Regions from separate parts of the Mus musculus genome. Here all the other regions are linked to region 1. Evidence: chromatin loops called from intact Hi-C (ENCODE). Cell type or tissue: left cerebral cortex. All regions are shown on one strand. Each heading gives the region's core, and the rest is flanking DNA. Links, peaks and the distances in the headings are about the cores only.

Region 1 (7,786 bases), core at 871-5,870:
GACCGAGACCATCACCTTATAAAGAGAAAAGGTTCTCTGTTTAGAGGTTCAACCTTCTAAAGAGTTCAGAGGTTAACCCATGCTTTGGGGCTGTGTAGAAGTGGTTGATCAAGGCAGGTGCACACACTGGAGAAACCCCCTCTCATCTCTTGGCCAGGAAGAAGAGACAACATGAAGAGGGAGTCAGGGTGTGCTATTCCCCTCAAGGTCGACCATACCTTCAGTGATCCAAAGACTGTCCACCCATCATTAACATCAAATATCTCTACCACCTCCTGGTCTACCAGCTTGGGGACTAAGCCTTGGGCACTCAGGACTTTGGGGAACATACAAGATCTAACCCGTGGCAGACTTCAAGTCTTCAAACAGCCAGGTCTGTGAGGGAAGGTCACCAACTGTTTCCACCTCGATCTGCCAAAACTTCTTCATAATCTTAGAGTGACAAGGGAAAAATCAATGTGAGTGGGTGGTAAGAAGTTAGAGGTGGAGGCAGAAGTGTTGCTTCTGGTGCTACCTAGCCTTATATCACAGTTCAGTGAAATCCACGGCTACGTTCTCTCTCCTGTGTCATTTCTATATAGGTTATGAGCCAAAATACGTGCGCGTGTGCGCGGGCACACACACACACACACACACACACACACACACACACTCACCAAGAAGATAGCTGTGACTCTGGTTACAAATGTACTGTGAGCTTTCCTCCCCTCTGTGCAGATGACTATGTATTTTAAACCCCTCCAGTGAGCTATGTTTGGCTTTAAAAAGCTGGTGCTCCAAAAATAAGGCCTGGGCTGACTCACAAGTCCTGTACCCAGAAAAGAGGTGGTTGAGAAGGGGGGTGGTGGTGGCTGAATACAGTGGGAGCCCTGACCCAGGCCTGGCAGTTAAGGGCCTCAAGCTGGAGCCAGCCTTTGATATAGTTCTGTTGAAACACAGCCAGGTTCATCACGTAGGGACTCTCTAAGATAGATTTTTGGGGCTAACATGGCAGCAATTCAGACTGTGTTTAGCCTAAAATGATCAAATTTTATTATGTAACCCTCAGAGTTTGATTATATCTCTTTGCTCTCCTGACATGGGAACATATTTGTGTGTGTGTGTGTGTGTGTGTGTGTGTGTGTGTGTACATGAACTCATTTTAGTACCTTATGATGTAGTTTATAGTTTATGATTTTATTTCCAATTGCCTGATAAGGAAATAACTTCAGACAGACTATATAAGTATATGACCTTTCCATCCCTTGAACCTGTCCAGGATAAACTGGAATTCATAATCCCCAGGGCTTGTCCCTTCAGTTGAAGTTCTTAGACCTGCCTCTGTTGGTCTAGTACTATCCCAAGCCAGAGTTAAAGACCTCTAGAGAGAGAGTAAATCTGAACACATCTCTTGCTTCTGGGGAGGGGGTGTGTGGATCTGAGCTCCCCATTTGTAATATAAATGAGATGCTCTCATTTTAAAAACAGAATCCAAATCATTAACAACTTGAACTTACCACAACGTGTTTCAGTTACTACTGCTTCCCAATACTGCCATATATCCTTATATTAAAACTCCTCTGTGACCCCAGAGAGCCCGGGCAATACACCCTCTTAAAGATACGTGATAGATATGATCTTTAAAGATCATAAGGAGATGGCAGGCTGTCCGGGGGAGGGAAGGCTGCCTCATTCTCTGCTGCTTCTAGCTCTGTTTGTGTCTTTGCGGTTTCCCGGGTTGCCTCACATTGCAGCTGTGTGCTGCTAGGTCCAAACACTTGCTGAAAATCAAAATGCAAGTTTGCTCAGAATCTGGAGGGGGCTTGTGTCTATAAAATAAGGACAAAGAGAAGGCACTTACTTAGTTGGAGAAGACTCTTTTCTTTTTTCTCCCTGTTAATGGAGTGTGCTATTTTTAACTTCCCATCAGCCTGCAAGCGCATGTGCAGTAACTGGCCCAAACACATTTGAATGATGTCTCTGCGTCCCTCTGTGACATGGTGCAGAACCACAGCTCTGCACTTTGCATTTTTATTGTGATGAAGATATTTTATGACAGCATTTGAATCTTAACAAAGATGCCTGAAAATAAGTCATTTCTAGATGACTCGATGAAAGGAAGGTGACCCAGAATAACCTCCTTTCTGGTAACGGGCTGGACTAGGTCTGGGCTCCATGGCAGTGAGGCTAGTGGCTGCCACATTTGGAGCCTGGAGGTATTCACTCTTATCTGTCCTGTGATGCCTGCAACTCTGAGATCCAACCCAGTTCTCTGTAATCTTTTGTCTCTTTCTCCTTTCCTACCCCTGTTGTATCTATTGTCTGTGTCTTGTGTCTATTCATGTGCACATGTACACACACACACACACACACACACACACACACACACACACACCTGCATACTCCAAATTCCAGCCAACAGAAACATAGTTATAAAGATAATTGGAGGACCTGAAACTCTCAGAGAGAGGATTGTGTTGGAATCCAGAGACTCTAGAGGAGGAAACAACCCACAACTTTATGACCAGAGAGCATCTGGATGAAGATGGTCTTACTAGGGGAAGCTAGGTTCATGCCAAGACTTCCTGTAGCCACTGGACCAGAAGAGGGGTTGCTTGGAAGGAGCAGATGCCAACACATTTCCATAGACTTCCCAAACAGAGGGAAGAGAGGTCCCTTGACTTCTATCCCATCCTTCTGTGGTTCATTCTCTAATCAATGACTCCCAGTAGCTGGAACTCAGCAACCTACCAAAAAACTAGAAGACTTGTCTTTTATGGATGGTCTTGAAACACGGACAATTGAAAGGCTCCAGCTGGGTTGATTTAAGAGACAATAGTCAGAACACAAATCAAAACAAAACAAAAGATAAATGAACAAACAAACAAAGGTAACTTTGAGCAATACTCCTTTCTTTCAAACTAAGGCTAAAGCAAGTATCTCTTGTCCTGGGAAGATGCCCTCTTACACATACAACTGCCTCTACAGATGATACAATGTATCCCAGTGAAAACAGGAGAAAACAAAACTGGATCTGAGCAATGGGGAGATGGGGCACAGAGCCAGAGCCACGTGGGCTGTGCTAATGCCTAGGGAACAGACAGATGTATCAGCACAGCTTCCATATGAGCAGCTAGTGGCTTGGGGAAAAGGCTTTACAAAGAAGGGGATAGAATGCTCTAGCTGGCGAGCATAAAACATCATAGAGCAGAAAGGCTAGCCACGTCTGTTCTTTTATATAGAACCCACACGTTAAGCATGCTGCCTAGGCTGGCAGAGACAATCCCACCCACCAAGCTGTATTTAGGACAGCTACATATGTTGCCTGTCTGTGTTGCCCCAGTCCTCATTTGCTTGACCTTGGTTTTCTGATTCCAAAGACTTTGCTTTGATCCCTGCCTCTGGCTCACCTGGCCTGCTGTTCTGAGCAGATTTGGGTTCAGTGTGCATCTGGCCACCACCATCCTGGGATTCTCCACTTAGAGAAGCTCTCTGCTCTTGTTGCTGGGTTTGAACAAAGTTCCTCTGGCTTGGGTTGACACCCACCTGAAGATGTATCTGGGGAACACAGAAGCAGGGGTGCAGTAAAGAAAAGACTTTGCTGAGTGGCTCATTATGTGAGTAGGACTCTATGAGGATCCCATTGTGCCTTTCGTGGGCACAGTTGGGTGATATGGCGTGTCAAAGGCTTAACACGCTCTCTCCTTCACATGCACAGAGGACTCCACATTGATCTCCAGCATGTGCAAGCCGTTATCCAAATCAGCAGTGTCAGAAAAAAGCTGCTGCCACCCCACTCCACCCCACCCCCTTTTCCAATCCATGTCCACTTCCTATGCTCCAAGCATTTCTTTGTTAGTTTGTTACATAAAGACGTTAAATGGGCTGTACCTAGATACTAATTATTCCATTATTGGCTACTATTGTGGCTTCAGAGAATAATTCTTTCTAAGTCCCCCAACTCTATCTATATTTTTAGAAAGACCTAAGATTAATACCTTCTGCACCAGGTTGCAATAAAAAGGGTAGTTCCAGAATGAAATGATATTGTAAATGCTTGGGGGTCCCAATGACCACCAGAGTTACCACCATCAGAACCTCCTAAAATGGGCAGCAGAAATCATCTCCCTACAATTTCCCATAATAACATTACAGCTGGTGTGGGAGATTTTTTATTGCTACTTCATTCCGGACAATAAGAGAGCAGGGTGCCACATTTCATAAACCCTGTTTACCATCAGTCATTCTTAAATCTTCTATTCCGTTTGGGCATGAGTAGACTGTATAAAGACCACTCTTACATCTTTGTAAGATGGCACCAAGCATCTTTGACTCTCTTGTTCCATCCATCACCTTTGTATCCTATGTGTCCCCTATTCTCCAAGACCCATGCACAGGTTTATATTTTGGGTTCCTTAGGTCTCAGGTGTGAACAACTGAGGTGTTGAACGGCCCTCCCCCCATGGGTCTCCTAGAAATTCAGCTTTCTAAAGTTTCTAGGAAGAACCACACCCACATTCTTTAGGATTTTGAAGCAAAGAAAGAAATATTATTCATAAGAAAAATCTCAGCTGTGGCTCATCTTCTAAAATAGTTCTGCCATGCTGTCAGCTGAACTACATGTTGGTCGGCTTCTGGACAAATGCCATTGTTTTATGGTACACTGCTTACCATACAAGACACATGGCCATGCCCCAAGTGAAGGATCAAAAAAAATGCATTTGGGCTGTTAGAATATGAGTCTTGCATCAACACATCATTGTGTCCATTTGTACAATTTCACAGTTTATTGATGATCCAAGTGGCCCTGAACACTCTTGTAAAGAAAATGTAAAAACCCAATTTTTAGGGCAGGTTGAAATGAGTCATGCAAAAAGAAAAGAAGGGAGGGAGAAGGGAGACTCATATCTTTAGTCATGGCCCAGATCTGAGCCAGTAGCTATGAAGTAAACAGGCACATGGCCTGATTCCTGTTGTGGTTCCAGATCCTCTGAGTTACACGGTATGCAGCTTTTTCTCTGTAGATTTTTTTTTTTAATCTTCAAAATAGGGAGAGTTACACCCATTTATAAGATGAAGGTGTGTAGATTAATACACTTAGGCCATCCCTGAGCAGCTCACAAGGAATGTTACATGAGCATTCCCAGGGATCTGTTGTGTGAAATAACATGTGTTTATCCCTCAGGTTTTGTAATAGATGGCAGCTTGTCCTAAAGACAGGTGGCCTGACACTGGGCAAGTGCCATGTTCTTCTCTTCCTCCTCCAACCAGTGTCCCTCTAGTCCTGCCTGTCTGAACTACAGTTTCCAGTGCTGTGATGAAACACCACAACCAAAAGCAAGTTGAGGGTGGAAAAGGTTTATTTGGCTTACACTTCCACATTGTAGTCTATCACTGAAGGAAGCCAAGGCAGGAACTCACAGACAGGGCAGGGACCCAAAGGCAGGAGTTGATGCAGAGGCAATGGAGGATGCTGCTTACTGGCTTGTTTTTCGTAGATTATTCAGCCTGCTTATTATAGAACTCAAGACTACCAGCCCAGGGATGGCACTATACACCTCCCCAATCACTAATTAAGAAAATGTCCTACAGGCTTGCCTAGAGCTGGATCTGACTGAGGCATTTTCTCAGTTGAGAGTCCCTCATTTCAGATGACTTTAGTGTATATTCAGTTGATGTAAAACTGTCCAGTACAACTGACCCCTTGCCAGCTTGACACACAGACACATCACCGTTAAGCCACATTTTTCCTTTTCTTGTTCATCCTCAACATCACATATTGATAAAGATATAACAATATAAAACATTTTACAAACTTAAAATGCCCCATAGCCTTACAAATTCAAACACTTTAAATCTTTAATAAAAATATCTAGTCTCAGTCGGGCATGGTGACACATGCCTTTAATCCCAGCACTCAGGAGGCAGAGGCAAGTGGATCTCTGAGTTCAAGGTCAGTCTGGTCTACAAAATGAGTTTAGGACAGCCAAGGCTCTGAGAAGACAGAGAAATCATGTCTTGAAAAACCAAAATAAATAAATAAATAAATAAATAAATAAATAAACAAATAAATAAATAATAAAAACCTGCCAAAACCCAAAACAACAAACAAACAAACAAACAAATCTCAACTATGGGCTCCTGTAAAATAAAAAATAAGTTAAAGAGTTTACCTCAAGAGGGAAGAACAACCAGGGCACAGTCACAAACTGCACAAAGCAAAACCAAATTCTAACTGTAAATAATTCAATGAGCAATATCTGAAATTCAGTCACAATTTTCTGGGCTCCTTTAGGAAGCATGAGTCACGTCTCCAGCTCTGGCCTTGGTAGCACCCACAGCTTGTCTTCAAGGATATGGCTTCACTTTACAGCTGCTGGTTGTCCCAGTTACTGGTATTTTCAAAATGCTGGGCTCTTCTGCTGCAACTGGGCTGTATTTTCAACTATAGCCTCTCTCCAGGGCTTTCTTCATGGTGTCAAAGCTCAACTTCTCTGTATGATCCCTTCAATTCTAGGCCTTCAGCTGTCACTAAGGCTGCACCTTTACCAAAGGCCTCTTTTGGCCTTACACAGTGTCAAGCCTCAGCTGCTCTCCATGATACCTTCATGCCTTCAAAACCAGTAGCACCTGGGTGACTCTTATATATCAAGTTTGACTGCCAACATGAAGTGCAATCTTGGCCATCTCTGTAGCATAGCTTCTGTGTGCTGACACTCAGTAAACTCTTCCAGAAAATTTCATATCAATGCTGCTGGTCTTTTCTTAATCACTGCCAATGTCTCAATTGAGTATCCCAGAAAGGCAAAGGTTTCAATTTAGTAGTTCTGGTACCTTGTTAAAAATAACTCATTCTTCAGCCCCAGAACCAGGGAATCTTAACTCAAAATAACAAATGTCTCTGATAAAGTCTTTAAACTTCCTCTGAAACGTTACAAGGCAGACCTCCATCTTCTGCACTGCTCTCAAGATTTTAATCTTCCCAGGCTCCTGTAGAACCAGCTCACCAAGCTTTGAACACTCAATAGCTTTCCCACAATCCTCCACAAACAACATGGTCAGGTCTGTCACAGCAATACTCCACTCCACTCATTATCCTGGTACCAACTTGTCTTAGAGTTTCTCTTGCCGCAATGAAACACCATGACCAAAAGCAATGTAGGAAGGAAAGAGTCTATTTGACTTACACTGCCACATTGTAGTCGATCATTGAAGGAAACCAGGACAGGAGCCCAAACAGGGAATATACCTGGAGGCAGGAGTTGATAGAAAAATCTATGTAGGACTGCTACTAACTAGCTTGTTCATCATGGCTTGCTTAGCCTGCCTTCTTACAGACTCAAGTACCAACAGCCCAGGGATGGCATCACCGACAGTGGGCTGTAATCTCTTCCATCAATCACTAACTAAGAAAATGCCTTACAGCTGTATCTTATGGAAACATTTTCTAAGTGGAGGCTTCCTCTTTTCATATACCTTAAACTTTTATCAAATTGGCATAAAACTAGCCAGGATTCTACCACAGACGTACAAGAAGACAAACTTTTATAAGGTGACTTGGAGTGAGACAAAGAAGACATGTTCACAAGTCCCATATCAAGGACCAGGGAAACAAACTCTGTCCCTTTGGGAGGCACTGCAAAGTCATAGAGGCATACAAGGGCTTGAGCAGGAAGGAGTATGAATTATCAGGACCTACCTCTTTATAATCTACCACCATAATCTAACAAGGTTGGATCGCAAAGGGACTATCCACAAACACTCTGGCAAGTGGATAGATGCACCCACCTAGCTGAGGGTTTCTACA
Region 2 (7,786 bases), core at 1,698-6,697, 160 kb before region 1:
GAACTTGGGTCCATGAAGCTGTAGTCGATACAGGCCTGAGACATGCACATAGCTTTTTTTAAAGCTACTCAACAATCAGATATATATTTTAGAATGTCACACAGACACTTTCAAACCCATAAAACTCTTTAGTTCCTACAACTAGGAGTTAAACTGAAGGCGTGCCTCCTGTGTGGTTCATGTTTTGTTTTCTTGTGCAGGAAATCAAACCCAGGGTCTTGTGCATGCTAAGCATAGTGTATGGTTAGTATTGTTGTTCCTTGGACAAACTATCCTAACCAAAGTGACTCAAGGTTTGGCTCATAGTTCTGGTGCAGTCCATCACAGCAGGGAAGGGAAGTCAGGGTGAGGAAATGGGCTGGTGGCTCAGCTCCATGTCTGGAGTCAGAAGGCAGAGAGCAAGAGCAAAAAGTGATGGAGTTTGGCTAGATTTCATTTTTAACCGTAGACTGAGACCCCCAGTCCACAGAATGGCTCTGCCTGTAGACCGTTAATGTGGATCCTTCTTCCCCAATTAACCTAGTCCACATGATTCCTATCTAAAGCACCAGAGGCTAACCTGGAGCATCTTTCATAGTCCGAGGCTTGTTTCATAAGTGATTCTAGATAATGACCACTTGATAACCATTAACCACCGTGCATATGCTTTGTTCCTTATTCACATCCCCAGCCCCTAACTGACCTTTGTAGTCATCCTTAGAAAAAGAAATATTGCGTAACGTCTTGTTTCCAATTGTGCCTGTGATTCTGTGGTGTGTGTGTGTGTGTGTGTGTGTGTGTGTGTTTGTTTGTATAAAGCTCTTATACAATTTTTCAAAAGGTCAGGACATTTGTCACAAGAGTTACTTCAGAAATTCACAGGTGCCTTGATATATTTAACTATTAAAAATTGGATTGAGTCATTTGGCAGAGGGGACACAGGTACTGTGGCTGTCAGAGGACTCGGGTCTCCTGTCCCGCATGTGGCAGGGACAGATGTGGCCTGCCATGTCTCCCAAGAATAGAATTCAGCTTGCCAGGCTTGGTAGACAGAGGAAGCCTTTACCCTCTAAGCCACCTCACCAGGCCCCTTCAGTTATTGTTTAAGATGTCCCCAATCCAAAGCTCATGCTCTTACCCAGAAAGCTGTGGAAAAAGAGCAGGCTTAGCATAAATCATTCCATTTGTCTTCCAATCTGCTCAAGAGAAGCTTTGCTTGGAGTGCCCTCTCCCACCCCCACCCCCCTCCTCCCCTGCTACTCATTAGCATCAAGGAGTCAGTAGCAACTGAAAACTGCCCCACTTTTGTTTTCTCAACAGACAACAACATCTTGGCTTTGTCAAATGGATTATAATTTCAGGGGAAGGAAAACAAGGCTCTCCAATTAGGTTTGCCATTTGTCTGACACTTTCATTATCCTTGATGCCAGTTCCTACCACATGCTGTCTTACTGTAAGATACCATTTATGTCAAATTAACCTGTGGGAGGGCAGGTAGGCAATGAGAAAACAAAACAACTAAAAACAAAAACTAAACAAAGTAAAAAAAATAAAACACAATACCTCCCCAACTCCCCCAATCTCATCTACTTTTTTACCACCGGGAGTATCAGCAGAGAAACTTAGGCTTGTTAGCGTTTAAATTAAATTTGAGTCTGTGATTGCTGTTTTTGAAATAATATAATACAAAATAGTGACTCTGCATCTGTCCACAGCCACTGATGAGCACTTTGCCTCACAGGCAGATATAAACAAACAGACAAACAAACAAATAAAGTTACTTGGTTTTCAATGGTACCCCACCACAATTTCCTAAGCCTAGGGTCTTACTTCACTAGGATGCTATTAGAAAGAAGACATCCTGGCTTGGTAAACTTCTTTTCCCAGAAAAAAAACAAAAACAAAACAAAACAAAAACAAAAACAAAAACAACAACAACAACAAAACTAACTCTGATCTGGGCCCTAAGGTCTTTTGGCCCTGATCCGGAAACCTGTTTCTCCCAATGTGTTGCAATTAAACACCAGCAGCAGCAGGAAACAAGTCAGACAGAGTGACCCATCCAGCAGGTCCAATTATTCGAGGGTCTCGAGGGGACCTTCTCCTAAGAACCAAATGGGAGGAGGGAGAGACAAACACCAAGTGCAGGAACAACACTTAAGCAGTCTGAGTAGCATCAAGGTGTCTCTGTATTCAGCAAGGCTCAAGGCTTAAATGCACAAGCAAAAAGGGGAAGTACTTCTCAGCAGGAGGAATGGGGCAGCGGAAATGCACAAGCAAAGGAGGAAGTACTTCTCAGCAGGAGGGATGGGGCAGCGGAAATTTTTCTTTTGGCAATTACACGAGGAAGCAGGAACTTGGTGGTATCAGGGTACATCTTGTGGTCAGGACATCTGGCGCACTGACTTAGGGCTGGAACATTCTGTGGTTGTTCTCGGAACGGTGTGTCGGTGGCCTGCTTTTGACCCCTTTTCTTCTCTGGGGGAGAGGCCCAATTCGGAGATCAAGACAATAGAGTTGTCTTAATAGCTTCCAACAACAGAGGAAGCTGGGACAGACGGCTTCGTCATCTTTCTTGCCATTGTGGAACTTTCTTCATTGACTATAAATAAAGTTATAGACATCAGAATCAAGTTGCGGTGGGCTGAAGGTCAGTGACAGAGGCCACCTAGCATGTTTTATTACCAGCACCCAAACAAACACACAAACCAAAACTTCAACTCCAAATTGACTAAAACAATACATCCAAGACACATTAACTACAAAAAAGCCTAGGTGAGAGATATAGGAAAACACGCTAGGACGTAAGAGTGGGATGTGAGTGTTTAGGTGAGATACAGAAACAGGAAATAAAAGCAAAGGCAGAAAAATAGGCATTCACTAACATAAAAAAATAAAAATAAAAATAAAAATAAAGCCATGAGGCAAAGAAGCAGTCACTGAGTAGAGACTGAGCCCAGAATGACGCATCACTAATCACAGGCAAATTCAGATCAAAGTCACAATGAGATATTGTCATGGGTATCTAGGAGCTGGACAGATCCTGGACGGGCAGACACACAGGGAAAGGAACCATGGGCAGATAATAAAGATGATAAATTTTCTAGCCTTCCCCTCTTAACCCAAGACAAAAGCCTGGTGGGCTTTTCCTCCTGCTGGCGATATCCCTCTTTGGGCTGACCAGTTCAGACTGGTCAGTATGCTCAAGGTTGGTCCTGTATTTGTGTACCTGAAAGTGTTGGACTATTGGCTCAATTTTTCTTTGTCTAAGTTGATCAGAACAAAATTAGGGGGGAAGGGGACCTGTCCCAGGCCACCAGAACCATTGAAAAACCCCAGCCCTTTGAGGAAAAACCTGCACTGATCCCTGATTCTCCTCTGTGCTGTGTGAGAATTCTCTCTCTCTATGCTTCTGTCTGCCTTAACTTCTGATGGATTTTGTTATCTGTTCCTGCCTGCTCTGGCTGAGGTATTTTTCCTGCCTTTTAATTTTTTAATTAGCGGAGAAGGCAAACACAATTAAGGTCCCCAGACAGTAACTCTGTCGCTCCAGGTAGGCCGGTGGGAGCCTAAAGGTGAAGATAGCAGGTGAAGACAAGGACGTGGAAAACTTAGCTCATTAGCACTGGTTAACAGGAAAGAGTATTGGGGTTCCTCAAAAAATTAGAATGCACCAAGTAACATTATGTAACCCATGGGCACTATATTAGTGATATGTTTTATTTGTCTTAGATTTAGAATATTTCTTGAGTTTATTTGCAAATGTTTTACTTAAAACTTTCAAATCGCAAGATCTGGATATTATAATGGGATGTTTCACATTTAAAGACACTTCACAAACATTATCTCCAGTCCCACTCTCGATTGTGGGATGGTGGCTTTGGGACTGTGCACCATTTTCCTGAGCATCCTCTGGGTAAAAGATTTGTTTATTATGGGTAGTACAATGCTAACATTTGAGGATCTTTAGATTTGTTGACTCAGTTAAGAGACATTATTCAAGGGCACCTGAAGAAGTAAGCATGGGGATTAGTTCACAAAGGGATCAAAAGCCGGATGTTGCTGTGGAATTCTTGGGAGCTTTATGGCTGGGTAAATAGCATACAATACCAAAAAGATTGGGAAAAATTGCAATCGTCTGGGTCTGTAAATGTTAAAGAGTATACAAAATGTAAAACCAGACACCCCTAGATTCCTAAAGTGGCCAAGTGGGAGTCCCAGTGCTAGGATTGGGTTATCTTTTCAGAAGTTGTTGGTCACAGAGACCCTAAAGGGCCCTCAAACAATGAGTTAAAGCCATTGCTGTTGGTTGCTTCCCATGAATGAATGGTAACACCTTATTGCTGAAGAGGTTGCATGCTTTGGCTGCTGAGACTTGGGGAAACAAGGATAGAGATGGCTCAGAGGCATCTCCTCTCTGGGAGCTAACCAGAAGTTGCTACTAAGGATGCTGTGGAGAATTAAGCCACTACATCTTACTCAGCTGTGGATCCTCCGGGCTTTCTAAAGTGCCAGGAAAGATACACCAATCAGTGTAATAGTGGCTCAAATATCCTTGGATGCAACCAACTTTCTGATTGGACTTCAGAATCATTTCATGAGCCAGGGCAGGGGTTGGGGTAGGGAATTCAATAGAACTATGAACTTAGAGAAAAGCCCATGACCAGGGAAGTCATAGACGCCAGTGGAGAAGCAACTGCTAATGATTGGTTAGGTGGTGCACCAGCCAAAGTGCCTGCCTCCCCACACACCAGAGACAGACCACTAGGGGGCTCCATCTTTATGCAGCTCTTATTCCTGTTGGGTAAAGCTTTCTAGAGGTGTCTGATTTTGGGAAGACTGCCCAACCCTCACCCTCTGTAAGGAAGCCCAGTAAATTCATGGGTTCCCCTGAGTGAACTGTGGTGGAATGGTACCTCATTTCATTCTTGAGACTTTAGGAGACAGGGTGGGTGTTGCTTACTGTCTCCCTAAGGGCAGGAATTTCAGCAACACTCCTGTTGATGATGCTCATTGTCTCAACACATTTATATTCTGTGATACAGCATGCACCTGCGCTTTTAAATCGCCGTTTTAAGGAGACTAAAGCTAAAGACTTAAAAAAAAACTTGCAGTTTATGCTAAGCATTAAACGTTCAAAACTGTGTTAAAAGTTACAGAAACAGTGGTGGGAATTACAAGAAGTCAGGAGTCTCTGAAACCTCAGACTATATGTTAGGCGACAGAACTAAGATGAGCAAAGACGATTAGCTCCCAATTTTCTAATCTGCACTGAATTTGCCCATGACAGAAGGGTCTTGTTGAAGGTGAAGAGTCTGAAGCTTCAGTGTCCTCAAGTAGTGGAATAATAGCAGTTGAAAAGGACAGCAGAAGGCTGTGCAGGAAGGGAGCAGGGAGGCACAGGAATGCATACAGAAGAGTTTGGCATTGACACGACTAACATCAGAGAAAATGAGAAGCATGGGGGACAGAGGAGCTATGTCTCACCAGAGTGACAAGAACATAACAGCGTCTCAATATTTACTACATTTTAAAGAATACTCAAGTCAAGAGCAGGAAAAAAAAAAAAACCTCACTAAAGTTGATAACTGAATAGACAAATGGGTGTTGTGTATGCCACAGTTAAAATTGTCTTGAGGAAAAAGCCAGATGTAACTTATTAATCTTTTAAATAACTCCAATAAAACCATCCTGAAAATTGGGCTGAGATATACATGTTTTAGAGTCACCATTTTAGGCACAGCTCGTGTGTGGTATGTTCTTAATTGCCCAGCCATCACTAATATTGGAGTCTAATGCATTTTGATTCGACAAGCCAATCACATCCGTATTCCATCCCTTAACACCCACCAGTCTAAGCAACATGTGGACTTCAGGTCACTTATATATCCCTCTTTAAGGCCTTTCCCAGAAAGGACTCACAAGTGTGGTGTGTGGTTGAATTAGCACCACATGTATCGTGTTCAGGGTTTGTTAGCACGGCATGTGGATTGGCTCTTCAGTCCCTCCCTGTTTCTGAATAACTGTCCTCTATCTGGATATCCACCTGTCATTTGTTCCTTCACCCACTGATGGACATATAAGTAGTTTCTGCCTGATGCTAACTCGGTGTTTAATAACCCTCGCTGTGGGGAGCAGATGAAGTCCTGAGTGACGTGTCTTGTTGCCATGAGCAAGGCCATTCCAAACACCCCAGTGTCTCAGACCCATGGGAATGGCAAGGCCTGGCCTAGATCAGACTCATAGGAATGGCAAGTCCTTCCACTGGTCAGAGTGTGGGTATAGACACTATGCAAAAAGTATCAACCAGAGCTTCCTCCTCCAGGATGGCAGCAGCCTGAGACTTCTTCCTTAGCATGATCCCCTACCAAGATTAGCTAACTCCATCCTTATTCAGCTGTATGTAACACCCCCCCACACATACACACACACCTCATTTAGCACCGGGGAAACCCAGTGTATAGTGAGTGCACCGAGTCACTGGGATGCTGGTGTGTCTCTATCAGAGGGAACAACCCATCAAATCTCAGCTTTCCCATACCTGTGTCCATCAGACTTAATTCTTCATCACCGAGTCAGGCCAATCCCTAAACCCATGCAGGTGGGCAGCGTGATACATCTTTCTACTTTTCTCACTCTGGTGGGTGTGGAGTGGATGCTCTTGTTGCATTTCCTTGGAAACGGAGCCTGTCTAGCATCAACTTCTTTATTTGTATTTCTTTGGAGACTTAGCCTGTCTAGCATCTTTTTGTGAGTTTATCGAACACTTGACTATATCCTTGAGGCTACTGTATATCCAATTCTTTCATCCACTTTTAATTAGTTTATTTGGGTTGAACTTTAAAATCTCTTTCTATTTCTGGATTCAGATACCTTATTGAGTATAATGACCTATCCTGCTTCTCATTCTTTGTGGTTATTTTCTGTTTTGTTTTCTTTATCTCCCCATACATCAAACTCATGATCCCCCTGCCTCAGCCTCCTGAGTGCTAATGACTACAGGTGTGCATCCAAATGCAAGACTCTCCCAGACACATTAATTGTTTGACATATAAATGTTCCTTTCTGCAGTGAAATATACTGATCTTTTTTTGGTCACTTGTGGCTTGGAGTTGTATTTAAAACTTCGTGTCTACCTAAAGTCACAACATCTTCCCTGCATTTTTTTCCAGGACTTTTTATAGCCTTAACGCTTGCATGTGGGCTATATGACTCATCCTGAGTTAATATTTTAGTACAGTGCAAGACAGAGAAGTCTGTCTTTGTTCTTTTGCATATACATACACAATCATCTCTGACCATTTGTGAAAAGGATAATTCCACATCCACTAAATAGTCATGGAAACTTTGTCGAAATCAATTGACCATGATAAAACGTTCATTTGTCTGTTTGTCTTCTGCTTGGACTCACCCTCCTTTAGTTGTGATGAGGAAACAACCCAGTGCCTTCAACATGGTAGTCAAGGGCTCTACCACTGGGGCATAGCCTCAGTCCCTTATTCTATTCCTCACCACTGATCTGTAATGTCATAGTGATATTCAAAGAGGGAGGAAGGAGAACCAGGGCCATGATCTTTTTCACATTGGTTTTACTGTTCTAGACACACTTCATTCCCATCCCAGGATCAGCCTTTAACTCCTGCTTAAAATATGGATGATATTGAATTTGTTGATCAATGTGTTAATCTGGGTTTCCCCAGACACAGTGTCTATGTACTGCACACTTAGGTCAAGGAACTGACTCTCTCAGTTTTAGAGAATGACAAGTCCCTTCTCTGTAGACTGAGCAACCCAGAGACCAGAAACC
Region 3 (7,786 bases), core at 1,343-6,342, 470 kb after region 1:
AGGGGTGGGCAACACTCCTGACTCTTTTCCACAGATGTTGATTTCACAGATGTTCAAAGAGCATGCTCACGCACCATCATCAAAGCACTGAAGCGAGGGAGTTTGCACGGCAATAAAAGATTCTTGCATGCTTGACACACTCAGCTTCCAAAGCATTTCCACAGCACTATTAAAGGTTGCATTCAGTTTACCACAAAACCCCGTGGTGAAGGCGGGGTTAGGAGTGTGTTGTCATTATTATTTCCGGAGTCTATAGTGGAACCTGGGGCTCAGGGGAGTTCAGTGAGGGAGAGTGACAACTGGCACTTATTAGACTCATATCATCGGATGAAAATCAAACATTGCTGGCTAAGCCTTGTAACCCAAGCTTCTTTATAAGTCACTACACCTGAAAACCCCTATCCCAGAGCTCTGCGTTCTTTAGACATCAGAATACACAATGCAGCACTCAGTGTCTTGGGATCCCAGTTCTCTGTGCTCCCCTCTGGGCTCTGCAGTCCTCCCTGGGACATAAGATAATCCCTCTTCACTCATCCTCTGCTGCTGATACAGGATCAAAGAACATCTCTCAGTCCTCCCATGCAAAAGATCACAATGCCCTTCTGGAATATTTGGGGTTTAAAACGTGCTTGTGATTGCAGGAGACTCCTACACTCTGATGAACATTTAGGGCACCGATCGCTGTAAAGGATACCTGAAGAGGAAGTGCCTTAACTCCTGCTGAGACCCAAGTTTCCCTGTGTGACTAGCAAGGAAGGGCCTTTGAGCCTGTCTTCACTTTTGTGTCTGACTGACACCCCCTCACAGAGAGAGCAAATTGTGATATGTATCCCTCACAGAGATAGCAAGGGAGGGAAGCCCACAGGGTTCCTGTGGTGGGAAGAACACATTAAAAATATTAATAAACATGGATAAATAAATAAATTTTATTTACCCAGGGCTGCAGAATAAATTCCCCAACCTTTACTCCCTAGTTCCAATAAACAGAGTCCAGACCTGGCTCACACTCTTCAGGCTTATGGTGTATGGTTCTGAAAACTCCCCAAGTCCCAGGAGCAAGGATCCTCAAGTGCCATAGCAGGACTGTGGTTGAGTGAGCAGGGTTCTCCTTACCTCATAATGGGCCACCCGCTGGGACTCGGATATCAGCTGTGCGCTGCACACCTTGCAGTAGCTATCTGTAAATAAATCCTGATCGATATCGGAGGACTTCATCAGGCTAAAGGAAAGTCAACAGAAAAAAAAAAAAAAGAAGAAGAAGAAAGGGAGTCGGTTACTCTGATGATAATGAGGAACACTAAATGTGTGAAAAGCCAGGGTCCCAATAGCTGGTGTGCTGATCAACAAAACAGATCTGTCCAACCCCCAATGTTACCATACCAACTAATCTCAATAATGAGGCGTTGATCATTTGCCTATGAAAATCCAACGGAGGTGCTAGAGCCTTAAAAGATAGACTCCATCTTTATTGTTTCTGCTTAAACAAACCAGATTTGTAGGTAGTGTTTTTCTGTGACAAAATAATTAACACGTGTGATATAGATGAACAAAGCTTCGCAAAGTACCCAATTCATGCAACAATAGGAAATAAGCCAAAAGCATTCTGATACATCCTCACCCTAGAGATAAGATGTGGGCTACAAATCTAAATTCAGAAGTGTGCAGACATGTATGCTCATAGCAGAGAACTTGTTTTTAAATATGTGTCATATACTTCCAGAAATGATAGGTCACTGTTTTGTAATAACTTTGTTTTAAAATGTTTCTATAATGGACATTTTTTTTTATCGAGTAACAATTTGTTGCAGAAGCTTTCTCTGCAGCCTAAAATGTGGTTTGAATTCAGTGGCTACACTTTAAAGCAATCACAGCTTGGAACCCAAGGAGATCTTCCCATGCATACTGCCTTCTATGTTTAGGGATTTCAAAATCCATTAAACCATCTTAACCACCTCAAACCACAACTGAATAAGTGGTAAATAAATGCACCCTCTACTTCCAACCTGCCGTGAGAATGTGGCCCAAGTCCTCATGCCTACAGAAGTGATGAGAGACAACAGATAAAGCCTGTGCCAGACTGCATCATAGACAGGCAAGAGAGTCTCCACCTGTGGGCCCACTGTGTGCATGATGGGTTCATCCTACTCTAACACCCTCGCCTTACCTTCTGGACTGTCCAAAACTTCAGTACTGTTCGGTGGTGTGACCTAAATGGTTCCCTTTTCCAAAGAAGCCAGTTCCACCACAGGATTGCTGCTGCCGTGTGGTGTGTGCGAATCACTCCACTTGCTAGGTTTTGGTTTAACTCACAAATATGGAGATTATAGTAGATGTTTTCACTTGTTGAAAAATTGCAGTAAATCAAAGAAGGCAATATCTTAAAAGTGCTAAATATGAAACTTTAATCATATTTTCAAATACCTGGAACAACCAATAATTATTGTAGACTAATGAGCCTTGGAGCTGATGGCGATCTGTACTTTCTGGAAGTATTTGTCCCTAGCAAATGGTTATTTAGCTTGAAGCCCACCTTTTGCTATAGGCTAACGTTTACTCCTCATCATACTCAATGCAATCTGTCTCAGGTCTGCTGCAATCTTCATGTCTTTTGGATTAAACACAAATCTACCCTGTTGTACTTTCCCCTCATTAATTCTGTCTTAGGCCCAACAGAGAATCTTCTGTTTTCACAAGATACCCACACTTGAACTTCTGAAGAAAAATCCTTTATGTCTTGTTCTCAGTCCTGCCCTTCCCCCATAACCTCGTGTCTTGTTTTCAGCATGGTCCATCTTCAAGAGCAGTACCAAGGAAGCAAAGAGGCCCCGGGAATGGTCTAACAGGGAAAAGCAGGCCCTACCAATAGTATAGCCTCGGTTGTAATCTTTATTCTCATCCCAGAATGAAAAATGGTGAAGATAACTTCTGAGTCCGGGGGAAGAAATGCAACAGAACATGAGAACTGTCTAATAGTAAGTGAGAACGTACGTCTTTAAGCCAAGTTCCTGTAAGTGGCTGCACTTAAGGATTATCATCTTCTCTGCTATTTTTAATAAAGAAGTGCATGAAGATAGATTCATGGGTGACCTGCTTAATAAGCATCTCTGCGCGCCCTGCACACTCCTTCCTCATCCTACGGCCAACTGCGGGAATCAGGCACCGTGAAAGGATGTTCAGGTGCAGGCTGGACTAAGCAGAGCGAGTGGGCGTCTGTGTCTCAGGGAAACAGCTGTGTGGCAGAAATAGCTTTAAAGGCAGAACACAGAATGTGTAGACTACCAAAAAAATCCCACAAGAAGAGAAAATATGGCTTTTCCCATCATCTTACGTAAGAATATTGATTTGAGCAAGTGTGCGTGCAATGGAACAGGCAATGAAGACCCTTGTGGGTCTGAGGCATGAGCGAAATACCTGAATACGGTAAGTGCTAGTGGGTGGCCACTGCTGGCCAAGCACCAGGCTGGCCCGAGTGAAGAATGCCTTCTGTGCAGGTCTCTCTAGACAAGGAGAAGATCCCATTCGTGACTCAAAGACTAGAATTCTTGAGATGGAAAGCTACCATCTGGTCCCCGCCTCTGGCTTATCTGAAGAGCTCTCAACTTCCCTGTCCTTCAGAACACAACAGGTAGGAAGAGAGAGAGAAAAGCAGAACAGACTCCCCTTCTTAGCCTTGTCCACTATGCCAGCTGGCCATGTCTCCTATAGCCATTGGGAGAGCAACAGAGCCATGGAGTCCTCCATAGGCAGAGCTACAATGTGAGGACTTCCCATCTGGAATGCATAAGGTCCTTGGGCATTCTGAGTAAAATGACAAGCATAATAGAATGGAAGCATCTAATTTCTTCTAACTGGAAAAAAAAAAAGTTTAATCTTTGCTGCTCAGCCAAGAGCACATATCAAAGGCACATCACAAAGCCATCACCAGGGACTCAAGTGACCTAAATTATTTCCAACATTCACCCAGAATGGTGCCATCCCCAGGAGACCCAGAGCAGAGGAGCAGGCCATATGTGAATCTGGTCGGATGACTTTGCTGTCCTAGGTTCATTCTAGGAGAACCAGGTATATGAAATTGACAGCACAACAGTATAAGAGTTGAATGCAGAATTGGGCAATACATATATATTCAAATTTCATATGAATTCAAAATTCAAATACATGAAATTTGAAAAGCAAGAGTGTGTGTGTGTCCCAGCAGCAGCCCCTCACTGTATATCCCTGGCTGGCCCAGAACTGTCTATGTAGACCAGGATTCCCTTAAATGTGCAAAGCATCTCTACCTCCCAGGTACCGGAATTAAAGGCATGTGCCACTATATAATAGTCACTGTGACACTACTGTGTGAGGAGCAGAGCAATGACAGTAGGCACAATCTTTGGTTCCAAATCCTCAAGGGGCAAGATAATGAGAAATACTGTGCACTAGCACACACACACACACACACACATACACACACACACACACACACACATACATACACACACACTCCAGTCTCTCAGAAAAAGAACTGAAAAAAAAAATTGGTAAAAAGTGCTAGCTTGCTTGAGATGACAAGATAGATTATCAGGGAACTCTCCAAGGAGGTTGGATGAAGACTGAATGATGGATAAGATAAGGATGGAGAGAAACACATCCAAACTCTAAATTGGTTTTTTCCCCTGGCGCGTGCACACACACACACACACACACACGCACACAAGACCTGCTTATCAATGGGCATAAGAATGCATGTGAGGGATTAACTGTGGACATTACAGAGTAAAATGGAAGCAAAGAGAGCTAAAAGATGGATGGAGGAGACCCAGAGGGATGGGGAGACTGTCAGGAGAACCTGACAACAGTCAAGTTCTAAGTGCATCTCAGGGGGCCCAGAGAGGCCTTTCCAGAGCTCTTGGATGCAGCTTTCTTCTGGCCTTCTTAACAGCAGGCTGAAACCATCATGGGCTCCACAAGAAGGACCAATACTGTTCTTTCCTCTCCATGAGTGACAGTGTGAAAAATCAAGGTGACTCAAGAGACCTTGAGAGCCCCGTGAGACTCCTGGGAGGAACAAGCCATTAGCTCCCACTCCAGTTTTGTGGCTCACCAGCCAGGTGTCCAGCCAGCTCAATGCTTTCTGTGCTCTGGTCTCTCCATGTGTGTAAAGGCAAGGGATGAGTCTCACCGGGATGCTGTAAGGATCAGTAGTAGGGTTGGTCAAACATCAGACCAGAGTGGCAGATGGCAGACCCTTAAGAAGTCAATATCCCGATCGTTGTTAGCAGTGTTACCAATTCTGAGGTGGTGCTTTGGGGTTAATACTGTAAATATTTAAGGAGAGAAATAAACAGAACCTCATTGGCAGCTGAGCAGGGATGAAGACCGACCCGGTGTGCTGAAATCATAGTTCCTTTTGACATTCTATGACCTGGACCATCCTCAGACAGCGAAGCACAACTGACAACCCCTCCTGCCAGCTTGGGGCCTGTGAAGACCCCACACTCCAGAAATGTCTACGGTCTATTTTTATCACTGGAAGTACCAAACCTCACTGGGGGAACTTGATTTGAATTTGTCTCCCCCTCTCCAATGTCTGTTCTTCCCCCCAGAGCCTGCTCCCTAGGGGCCACAGGAGGAAGCATACATACTTCAAGGTTTGGCAGCAAGCCATATGCACCAGCAATCTTAGTGCACATCTTATTGCTGTGGCTGATCCAAGATGTCTGAGTAGCCATGCTCCATTGGGGGTGGGGGGCATCAACCTCACCCCAGCTCTCTGAAGAAAGAAGCCCTGACGGTCTTCACTGTGTGGTCATCACTCTACCATTAGCTATGGAGGCCATCCAGGTGGTTAATAAGCCACCTTCCACCTACTTTCTCCTTTCAGTAGCCATTTAAGGCCAGGAATTAAGACTTGTGCCATTCCCAACCTAAGAGCCCCGCAGGTTTGGCTCAGGTCTGCACTGGACGGTTTGCAGGGGAAGGACACCTGGATGTTGGCTCTAAATTTACTTTTTATTCATAGTGCAGATGGATCTGAGTAAGACATTTTGGATTTTTATCAGAGACTTGGGAAACTTAGAAAACATACAGGGTTTGGGTTGGGGACTGGGGAAGGCGGGTATAGGGAGTGAGAAAGAAAGGTGACTGGCCCAGCACACCTTTTAGGGGATTGTTGTTTGTTTGCCTGCAATTATGATGAGGGCAGATGCAAATTTCAGACACAGCTGGCAGCTGTGAAATTATGTACATGTTTGCTTGGGCAGCTGTCCCAAATTTTGTATATTAGAACAAAAGTTTCTATGATTTATCACAACTAAAAGTAAATATTCTAAGTGAAGCCCACCTCTGTCATGCAGCTTCGGTCATGGGAACTTCGCCTTTAGAAGGTTACTCAAGACAGGAGCTGGGTGGCTTAGGAAGGGGCAAGGAAATGTGCTATGGCAGATGGCCTTACGGCCTCAGCCGTCAGTGTCGAGTTTTTCTTTCCATGATGGCCACAGGAAGACCTCACTTTCATAACATGCTCCTCCTGATACTTTGTGTAAAGATGCTTTTCAGTAAAGATTCTCTCAGGAGGGATGTGGCTGGGAGCTGGGAGGCAAGGTGCTGGAGTCCTTGCTCTCCAGGGAGCTTAGCTGTGTGACCTTGGGCAAGTCACCTAACCGCTCTGTGGTTCCATTTCCCTATTGTAAATGGGAGTAATACCTACCTCACAGGGTTGTTTGGGGGATTAATTAGAGAGGAAGTCCGTAAAGCATTTAAAAGGTTCTTAAAGAAGGCGCTATATAAATATAAAATAATATCTATTAAAGTTGAAAAAAAAGAGCCCTGCAGGTGTCACAGAGGCTGCTCTGTGATCTCTCCAAGTCCAGAGAGCCACCATGGCAGCTCCTCTAAGTGCATTCCTAACAGTACGTGATCCTTGCGAACTCTCCTGATCTGGAAGTAAAGATTTTGCCTGGGGCTTCCCCCTACACCAGCCCTTCGGAAAGCCTTATTTTCTCTGTGAAAACACTGAGACTTGGGGCTGACTAACTTGCCTGAAGGTTCCTGAGTCTCCAACATGACAGTCAGTGTTCCAGGCCAAGGATGAGTCTTCTGTCCACAGGGGCATCCCCTAGCTGGGCTGCCTTTCTCCGCTCTCTGTGTGCAGCTTAGTCTATGCCATGGTCCCTCTGTCCAGGACCATTAAAAAAAGTGTTTGAAAGCCCAGGACAGATGAGTTAAGGGGCCATTTCTGACCTCAGTGCCTAGACTTCCCTTTCTTGGCCTGATCAGAGCTATGACTTGCCACCATCTCATAGACGTTCTGCATCCATGTTTATATCCACAAGATTTCAGATATGGACACATGACAACCTTCAGATCAGGTACCCACTACTATTTTCAATTTAGCCTGACCCTTTGAGGAACTATGGCATTCCATGCCCAAGCCAACCAGGCCTTCTGATCCAGTCTGGCACCCTCACCCTCAACCCCACCCCCCACCCCCTCTCTCTGCCATATGCCCTTCCTGCCCACCATGAAATAACTAGGCTGCTCTCAGCATCTCTAGCCTCTGCTTCCCAGTATTCAACAGAGACAACCTGAGCTCTTATCTTCTGCAATGATCCCCTAAGAATGCTTTCAAATCAAATGCACCTTCCACATTTTACAATACCACCAAAGCAACTTACAAGTTTTTTGGTTTTGTTTTTTTCTGTTCTGGTTTATTGGTATTAAAACTATGCTCAGAAGCCAGGCGTGGTGGCTCACACCTTTAATCCCAGCACTTGGGAGGCAGAGGCAGACAGATTTCTGAGTT
Region 4 (7,786 bases), core at 1,657-6,656, 210 kb after region 1:
CACTATGAATATCTGAGGAGGGTGAGGGGCAGACCTCGGCCAAAATGAGAGCAGAGACAGAGATGGCTTTGAAGGCAGACTTTGTAGTTCACTGGTCCCTGCACTGTGTGCACTGCCTCCAGGACACCCCAGGGAGGAACCTCCTTGGGATTATCAGCCCCGTGTCTTCACATGTCACCTGAGTATGGAAATTTATAAAGCAGGAAGCTTTCCTTTATTTGTAGAAATTAAGGAAGAAATTAGTGAAAGAAAGCAGACTCATATGCAGTTTGGAAGACTCAGAGAGGAAAAGGCTTAGTATCTTGTCCTCTAGCAATTTGATAGTGAAGATGAAACAAAGGACAGTAAATGATGCGTGTTAGTTTCGCTGCAAAACTAGCTGTCCTACTGTGTGAAATCTCTTTCTTCTGGTCAGCTTTCTTCTCCGGATGATATCAAGCCTTACCTTCCCCTCCCCTCCACACACACTAGTGTTGTACTCCTGGAGAAATTGTAATTCTGTGGAGTCCACTGTGAGGTTCAGTTGTCTGAGAGCAGAAAGGAGGGGAAAGAGTATCTGATCATGAGCTGAACAAGGAGGACATCAATGGATATGCCAAAGTGGAATGGGAGATCCCTCAAGCCTCATGCCTGCATGGAGAACTATAGGAAAATAAGGAACACTGGAGAAATAGTCTTTCCCAGGGAACAGTACACCAGGTGATTATCTAGCATCAGAGTGATCAACCCAGAAAACACAGACACCATTAACATTGTACAGACTGAGCAGGTTATATTTAGAAACATACATGCATTACATACCCATAAGTATGCAATAACAATTTAAAAAAGGAAGAAATGGATTTGAAATAAAGCAAGGATGGGTATTTGGATGGGTTTGGAGGGAAGAAATGGAAGGAAGAAATGATATAATTACATTATAATCCAAAAACTAAGAGAAAAATATTTTGTTTGTTTTTAAAGAGGAATTTTTTTTCTCTCTCTCTTCTGCCAGGACTTCAGCAGAGGATTACAAGCTATATGTACCCACTGGATACTTGAGAATCATGTGGGTGTTCTCAAAACAGGAGTGTCTATGTCTTACAGATGGCTGAGGTTCAGTAAATCTATACTGGAACCTTGAAATCACTATTATTAGAAGTCTACAAATTTGGGAGCAAAACACCTTTTCTCTTCCATAACCCAATGGTCTGTGTTCAGTTGTGCTATCTTTGACAAGCAGAATTACTCCTCTGCCTTCTCTAACCCCACCCGTGGCCAGGAACATCCTCCCTCTGGGGGCACCTGCTTGAGCTCAGCTGAGTTCAGTTCAATCCTGACCCCGCTCAGTCCACTCAGACAGTGCTTCACAGTGCAAAGGGTGCTCACGTTCACTGTGGCATCTCCACTACTACCCTTGGGTGGGGGGGGTTGCCTGTGCTCTGATTCCCTTATGAAAGAATGACTCTGCCTACAGGGTCTGTGGCCGCATCAGTGCCAAGAACAGTCAACACTCTTTGGAGCGTCAATGTTTAAAGCTCTCAAAAGGGTGTGTGCGGCACTCCTGACACTCTGAAATCCATACTTGCATCAAACCCCTTCTCGGTCCATTCTCCCAAATGTCTTCCGTAATGATTTCTGCTGAGACAAACCTTCGCCCCCTCTGCGCGTGTACTTGGCCTAACTGTCAATGGATGTCCCACTCAGCTTCCATCTCTGTGAATTCTATCTAGTCCTCTTAGGGGCAGCATATATACTTCAAGTTCTGTGTCCATTGTAACAGGTTAGTACCGGCTTCCTGGTGAGCTCTGAAAAGATTCTGACCCTCCCTTGAGACAGTAAGTTGGCATTTTCTGAAGGCAAGTTGTTTCATAGTGAGGGGAGGGGACCAAGTTCCATGCAATTGGTAACTGTGCCCCTGTCTCAATGTGTTGGAATCAATACCTCAAAAGTCAGGGTTAGGACTTTTGTATGTGTGGCCAGACTAGAGACATGAGCGAATGTCTGGATTTAAGGTTGTAGGCAGCAAGCTCAGTGGACCAGTGGTAAAGAAAAGGGAGAGGCCCAGGAAATGAAGGCTGCATTAGTACTGCTGGACATCAATTCCTGCCCATGGCTCTATGGCTTCAGGAACTACACTAAGAACATCTCTGCTAGATGATACTTCCATCTTCACAGGGCAGGAAGGCTGTATCTTAGACCATGTACAACAAGAACGCAAGGGGAGTCCAGCCTCTCCTGTAGCTCACCAAGGCGAGAGGTGCTGCGACAGAGCGAGCCCCCAGGTCTTCCATGTGATTGCCACTTCCCCCTCAGCGTCACTGCCTCTTGTTCTCCCCTAAACTCCATTCTTCCTCCCAACTGCTGACAGCCCAAGAGCCAGAAAATGAACCTCCTACAGATGGCCTAGCCCAAACTGCCTGAGATCTGAGCCCTGTAACAAACACTTTACATCAAGTACAATGGCTTCCTTCCCCTTTCAGTCAAAGGCTGACCAGCATGAAACTTGAAGTATCAAAAGAAAGCTCTCTAAAAAGGATGAAGGAGTTTTTGTTAGATGTCATCTTCAAAACCCCTTATGAATATCATTTTGCAGATGGGAAAACAATGGTTCAAAGACATTAAATTCATAGAACTAATAAACAGAAGAGTCTAGATCTGGATTTACTTCTCATTTCAAAGTCAGTGACTTTGATATCCAAGGCTTTAAAAAATGAGAGGGAATGGAGGGGAAGGCACCCTACTTAAAATAACAACAGCAAAACCTACAAACCAAAAAACAACAGCAATAAACATATACATATATATCTTTATACATATAAACACACTCACGTACACACATAATGTAATTGGTCAAATGGTGGGAATAAGTTGACTGTGAGTGCTCACCCTTAAATGAGACATCTATGTCAATGCAACCCTCTTCCCACAAAGCTCCAAGAACCTCAAGGAAGGCTAGGCTGAAGGAATGGCAGAGCAGGAAGGTGGTGGAAGGGGGAGCTGTGAGATGCTGTTGCTTAGGCCTGGCAGAGCTGTTATACTCATGAACCATAAACCTGCAGCAGCTTTGCTTGCCTATTCAAGATGTGTGCAATACCAAACCTGCAAAAAATTCCATCATGAATGAGGGAGAGGCTCATGAGTCCTTATCTTTAGTCAGGAGCCTTTGGCAGTTGACAGCTGTTGAGGAAGTGTCAGTTTTCTTTGGGGAGGTGACCACTGTTAAGTTGCCCACACTCCTGTGGATAGCTGCCTCCACATCACACCCATTTGTATATGAGCTGCGCTAATCATACTCAGTGGGTTTGCAAAATGCAGAAACAAAAATCAAAGGGGGCATAAAATTAGGGAAGCATGGAGGAGCTGGAGGGGAGGGAATGGGGAGTGGATATGACCGACATTCATTGTGAATATGTATGAGACTTTCAAGTAATGAATTAAAAGTATATAGAAATACATTGATTTGAGATGGTTATGTGAGGGAAATAAAACTGAGTGTCTGATTGTGGTGAGGGTTTCAGGTCTAGAGCAACTGTCAGTTCTCGAGCACATCCCAAGCACTGAGTGTAAGGACTCAGGTAACAGACCCGTTTCCCCACAAGAATTGGGAAGCCGTGCAAGGAAAGCATGGGTCTTGCTTGTTCACTCTTGCATCCAATCTTAGGCTTCCACAATGAAAATCGCTCCTCTCTATTAATAAAAATGGGTCACATCTACAAAATCTCACTACCACCAGGCTTTTCCATAACCCAGATCAGAGCGTAGTGTAGGCTGCTCTTCCACAGTTGAGACACTCAGCACCACAGAGAGCATCCAAATGCCTTCTGAATGCAACCCATTGCCTGCAGGCATAGACTACAGGGTACCAAACAGCTAATTAAACAAAGTACACACACACTTTCTAAAACAGTCCTTTCCCTGTTTGAACAGTGAATATGCAGAGCTTTGAAGACTGAAACAGCAAGGAAATGGCTTACCATCTTCAAAAGCTGTTTCCAAACAAACAGAGCCCAAAGAAGGAGTACGTTCCCAGCAATTAAAAGACAATTTGAGCCATGTTGGATGCCTGGCCCACGCAGGGGCTGGGAAGTAAGTTGTCATCAGTGAAAATTCAGAAGCGACAGAGCAGTTTAACCTACATGCTTGCACCCTAGAGGATAGTGTAGATATTCCACAGGGCAAAGGTCGCTAATAAGCTTTGCTGATTTGAAGACATCCACCTCAGCTGAGCCTTGATTCAGTTGTAAAGGTGAACCTTCATCACTCTTTTATTATTCTTGGCAACTTACATGAAAAGCAGAGACTTGAACCCCTTTGCTTTAGTTTGGGGGATCTGATTGCATCCAAGGCAGACACAGATAGGCTGTCTTGATCTACCCATTTGAACTGTACTGAAACGATTTTTACCCACCTGTTAAATAACAAATGTGGGAAATGCTTTCTCTCCTGATGTTGAAGTGATCTAAATGGAACTGGCTAGGACATGGGATGTCCCACTGTATAGGCGGCTATGACTAAGTCGGCCATCTTGTTCCTTATCTTCTCCTTCTGCTCCACGGCATCTACCACAAAGTCAGCACACATGTCATGTCCATTTTCCTTCTGCTCTGTGGTATCCATGAGCAAGTCAGCATGTGTGTCCTTTCTCTTCTCCTGCTACTCTATGGGTTCTATAATAGCCAGCATGCATGGCCCTTCTCCCTCTCTTTGCTATTGCCCTTCAAAGCAGTTCATTTCTTCCCAGCAACTCCTGTGATTTCCTCAAAATGTATCAATAGTAGTGACACACCCACAGCTGTCAATAAACAGTGACGCATGCCTTTAGCTTTATTGCCTGAGATCCCAGTAACGAGTCCTAACAAACCTTCATCCATGATTGCTTCAGAGCTGTTCATGTCCAAAGGCTTTGAGCATCACTGGAAGAGACTTGCAAAATATGGGCAAAAAAAAAAACATGGCCCAATAAGAGTCAGAGGTAAAAAGACAAGAGCAAAACTCCCTAATTGCCAATGATTCTTTACAGTCACTCTGACTTGACAGCATACCATGCTGTCACCTCTGTCTCTTGCCCTCTGTCACTCATGCAGACTGGCTAGCCATCCAATTATCTTTGCTGTTCTTATAGTTCATTTTCTGAGCCTTTCCTGATCTCTGGTTCTAAAAGTGTCCCAAGTAGCCAGCCAGTTGGTTCTATGTCAAGTCCCAGATATGTGCTGGCTCCCTAAGCAAATGATCTCCTAATAGAACTACTCCGAATTTAAAAGTCTTCAACAACAAAAATCACCTTTAAAGGTGGTGCTGCAGCTTTGGGGATTTATAGAAATTCTTCTGAGACTGTGGACCTTAGATCACCAAGCCCAAGCCCACCTGGCTCTATATTCCTGGAGGCTTCCTGCCGACAAGTGACAGTTGATGCCCCACTGTGACTTTCCTTATGGACATTTGACAGGAGCCTCCTAATTAAAAAATAAACTATCCCAAAAGCTTCACCTATTTATAGTTTCACACTCCATTGCCTCAGATGGAAAGAAGCAGGATTCACAGGCTGAACAGGGGACCTACTGCTTTTAGAAACCAAACATCCTGTGTCAAGACTAGAAGATGAAGGTCTCAACAATCCTGAGCAACCCTAGGCCTCAGACATGGGGGAGAGGAGGAAATGACAAGACATCTACTCATCATTTTTAGAGAAAGAAATTGATACATCTGTTGCCATTCTATACTTACCATTTAATTATGATGTGTCTTTGTTCCCTAATCTACAAAACAGAGGTGAAATTACAACTGTTCAGAGCTCATATTAGAATTAAATGAATTAATATAAATAATGTGATGCAGGAGAAACAAGCAGCTCAATTAATGTAAATTATAATAAATTGTTGCATTTTGTTTAAATTAATTATTTTTTCTTAGTTTACAGAAAACTAGGCTTCATTATAGCATTTTTGAAACAATTTTTTTTCTCCACATACTTTCTTCTCATCCTTTTCCATCTCTTGTGCTCTCCCACCCTCAACCTTTCTACATTAATGTATTATGAGACCCTTTGCCTTCCCTGCATTTCTGGGCACTCTTGTTCCTTTCCCATAAGAGTTCAGAGTCTACAGCCATCCTATAATCCCTCATTTACACACATACAAACAGACTGTGGCTGATTTTACTCATGATGAGCTTATGCTCTGAACAAAACTGAAGACTCCACTGTTGAGTGGGAACCTTCATAATAATGCCATGGTCTAGAAAGAAGGCTCACTTTGCCACCAGCACATACAAGGCATCCTGGCAGGCTTCTTCCTCCACATCCTCCACAGAGGCTACTTATTCCATCTTTGACAGGTCACATGACTCCTTAGGTACTCATCAGCCTATACGTTTGCTTAACTTAGAGCTGAATGGAAAGTGATCTGTACTCTGCATTGAAAATGTTTTGAAAACACTGTGAGAAAAAAAAAATAAGATGAACTACTTCTGGCAATGTTCCTGACATCATGGGTCTCAATGTCTTTTGCTCTTCTTTGTTTGTTTTGTTTTAAATTCTGTGTCTGTGGCTACTGAATTATATAATTATCTAAGCTTGTACGTCAACAAGTAGAATGGTATGCTGAAATTAGTATTGAGAGTTGAAAGTTTAAAGGGCTTTTTTTTTTCACTCTTAAAGAGCACATGCAAGAGCTTATCTGAAGAATTGTTCTTTGTGTATTTGAGGTTTCATTCCTTTCATCAATAGTCTCTGCTGACAATGTCATTTGCTCTCTCGGGTCATTGTAAATGCCAACTTCTTAACAGACTCTGATGTGTCCAGTGGGAAGGAAGGGTTCGTATCCTCCTTTATCAATGCTCAGAAGCCTTTCAAACTTAAGCACATATGTTTGCGGATCAGCCTACACCCAAGGTCTGCAGTTAAACAGGGCAACCTTGCCTCCGCCTTCAGACTTTCCACAAAGGAATGGGAGAGATGAATGGTAGGACCCAGAGCAATGGAGTGAAACGTTGGCATTGGGACCAGTTAACTGGGGTATAAATCTCGTCTGCTCACCTGTGCTCTCTTTGGGCAAGGTCACTTAATACACACCCCAGCTCTCTGTATGCATGTGCACACGTACTAAGGAAAATATAAACTACCAGGATGAGGTAGTTATTTTAGGATTCAAGACTATTGTCTATGTAAATGCAAGTGTATGGGTATGATGATAGATAAATGAAGGGGTAGACACATTTCCCCTAAAGTAATAGTCCAGTATTGACTAACTCATTGATATACACTGAAGTTGGCAGCATGCTTTTATATGTAATAACTTACCAAATTATAGTGTCAGAAAATGATGGGAAAGGGGTGAGACTTTATAGAAGGTAACCACTCCAACACACTGTGTACACATGCACACAATGAACCAACATGGGAAAGTTCAGCAATTTTCAGGTCACTTGGTACCTTTGACTCTTCAGCTGTCTATTTGAGAGGAAAACACTGGGCTGACACAGGAACAGGGTTCCTTTTATCACTATGCTAAGGACTGTCCAAAAATAAAATGTGTGTCTAAGTCTCAGTGGGTCACATGTAGCCAGGATAGCTGTGGATGTGTCCTAACACAAAGCAATAGAGTTAGGACAGTAAAAGACTTTTTTTTTTTCTTATAACTTATTTTTGGTGTTCTCGAATGTAGATTTTGCAGATGACAACACTACCACGATGCTACACAAGCTGAGCACATACATGCTTTCTGTGTACATGTGTGTAGCTTGGGTGTGGTTTCCAAGGTGTCATGTTCCAAATGGCAAAATCAAATGGCATCATGAGCTATTATGT

What was found. Peaks named below come from ENCODE experiments on the same cell type or tissue, not always from the same donor. Only the 100,000 strongest peaks of a DNase experiment are listed, where the experiment ranks them.
Region 2: it touches region 1 in a loop (2.9-fold over the local background); 2 of 42 quality-filtered maps call a loop at or near these places.
Region 3: a loop joins it to region 1, with 3 times the contacts of the local background. A loop is called at or near these places in 2 of 42 quality-filtered maps.
Region 4: a loop joins it to region 1, with 2.6 times the contacts of the local background. A loop is called at or near these places in 2 of 42 quality-filtered maps.

The regions. Positions count from the first base shown.
Region 1 is chr8:24,209,843-24,217,628 of GRCm38, reverse strand. No RefSeq gene overlaps it. Among named protein-coding and RNA genes, the nearest start is that of Gm51564, 170 kb to the right of the region's middle. In left cerebral cortex, for the core only: no CTCF peak of the experiment used is centred there; DNase peaks (open chromatin) are centred at 1,891, 3,132, 4,644, 4,887 and 1 more place; H3K27ac peaks cover 4,732 bases.
Region 2 is chr8:24,371,660-24,379,445 of GRCm38, reverse strand. No RefSeq gene overlaps it. Among named protein-coding and RNA genes, the nearest start is that of Gm30633, 6.6 kb to the left of the region's middle. In left cerebral cortex, for the core only: a CTCF peak has its summit at 4,745 (motif pointing right); DNase peaks (open chromatin) are centred at 4,745 and 6,611.
Region 3 is chr8:23,741,833-23,749,618 of GRCm38, reverse strand. It overlaps Zmat4 (zinc finger, matrin type 4), which reads right to left. Exons shown (of 7, transcript NM_177086.4): 2 at 1,114-1,219. The coding sequence starts at 1,215. Among named protein-coding and RNA genes, the nearest start is that of Zmat4, 76 kb to the right of the region's middle. In left cerebral cortex, for the core only: no CTCF peak of the experiment used is centred there; DNase peaks (open chromatin) are centred at 3,260 and 3,497; H3K27ac peaks cover 1,500 bases.
Region 4 is chr8:23,997,934-24,005,719 of GRCm38, reverse strand. All of the region lies in intron 5 of Zmat4 (zinc finger, matrin type 4), which reads right to left. Among named protein-coding and RNA genes, the nearest start is that of Gm51564, 44 kb to the left of the region's middle. In left cerebral cortex, for the core only: no CTCF peak of the experiment used is centred there; DNase peaks (open chromatin) are centred at 3,122 and 3,864.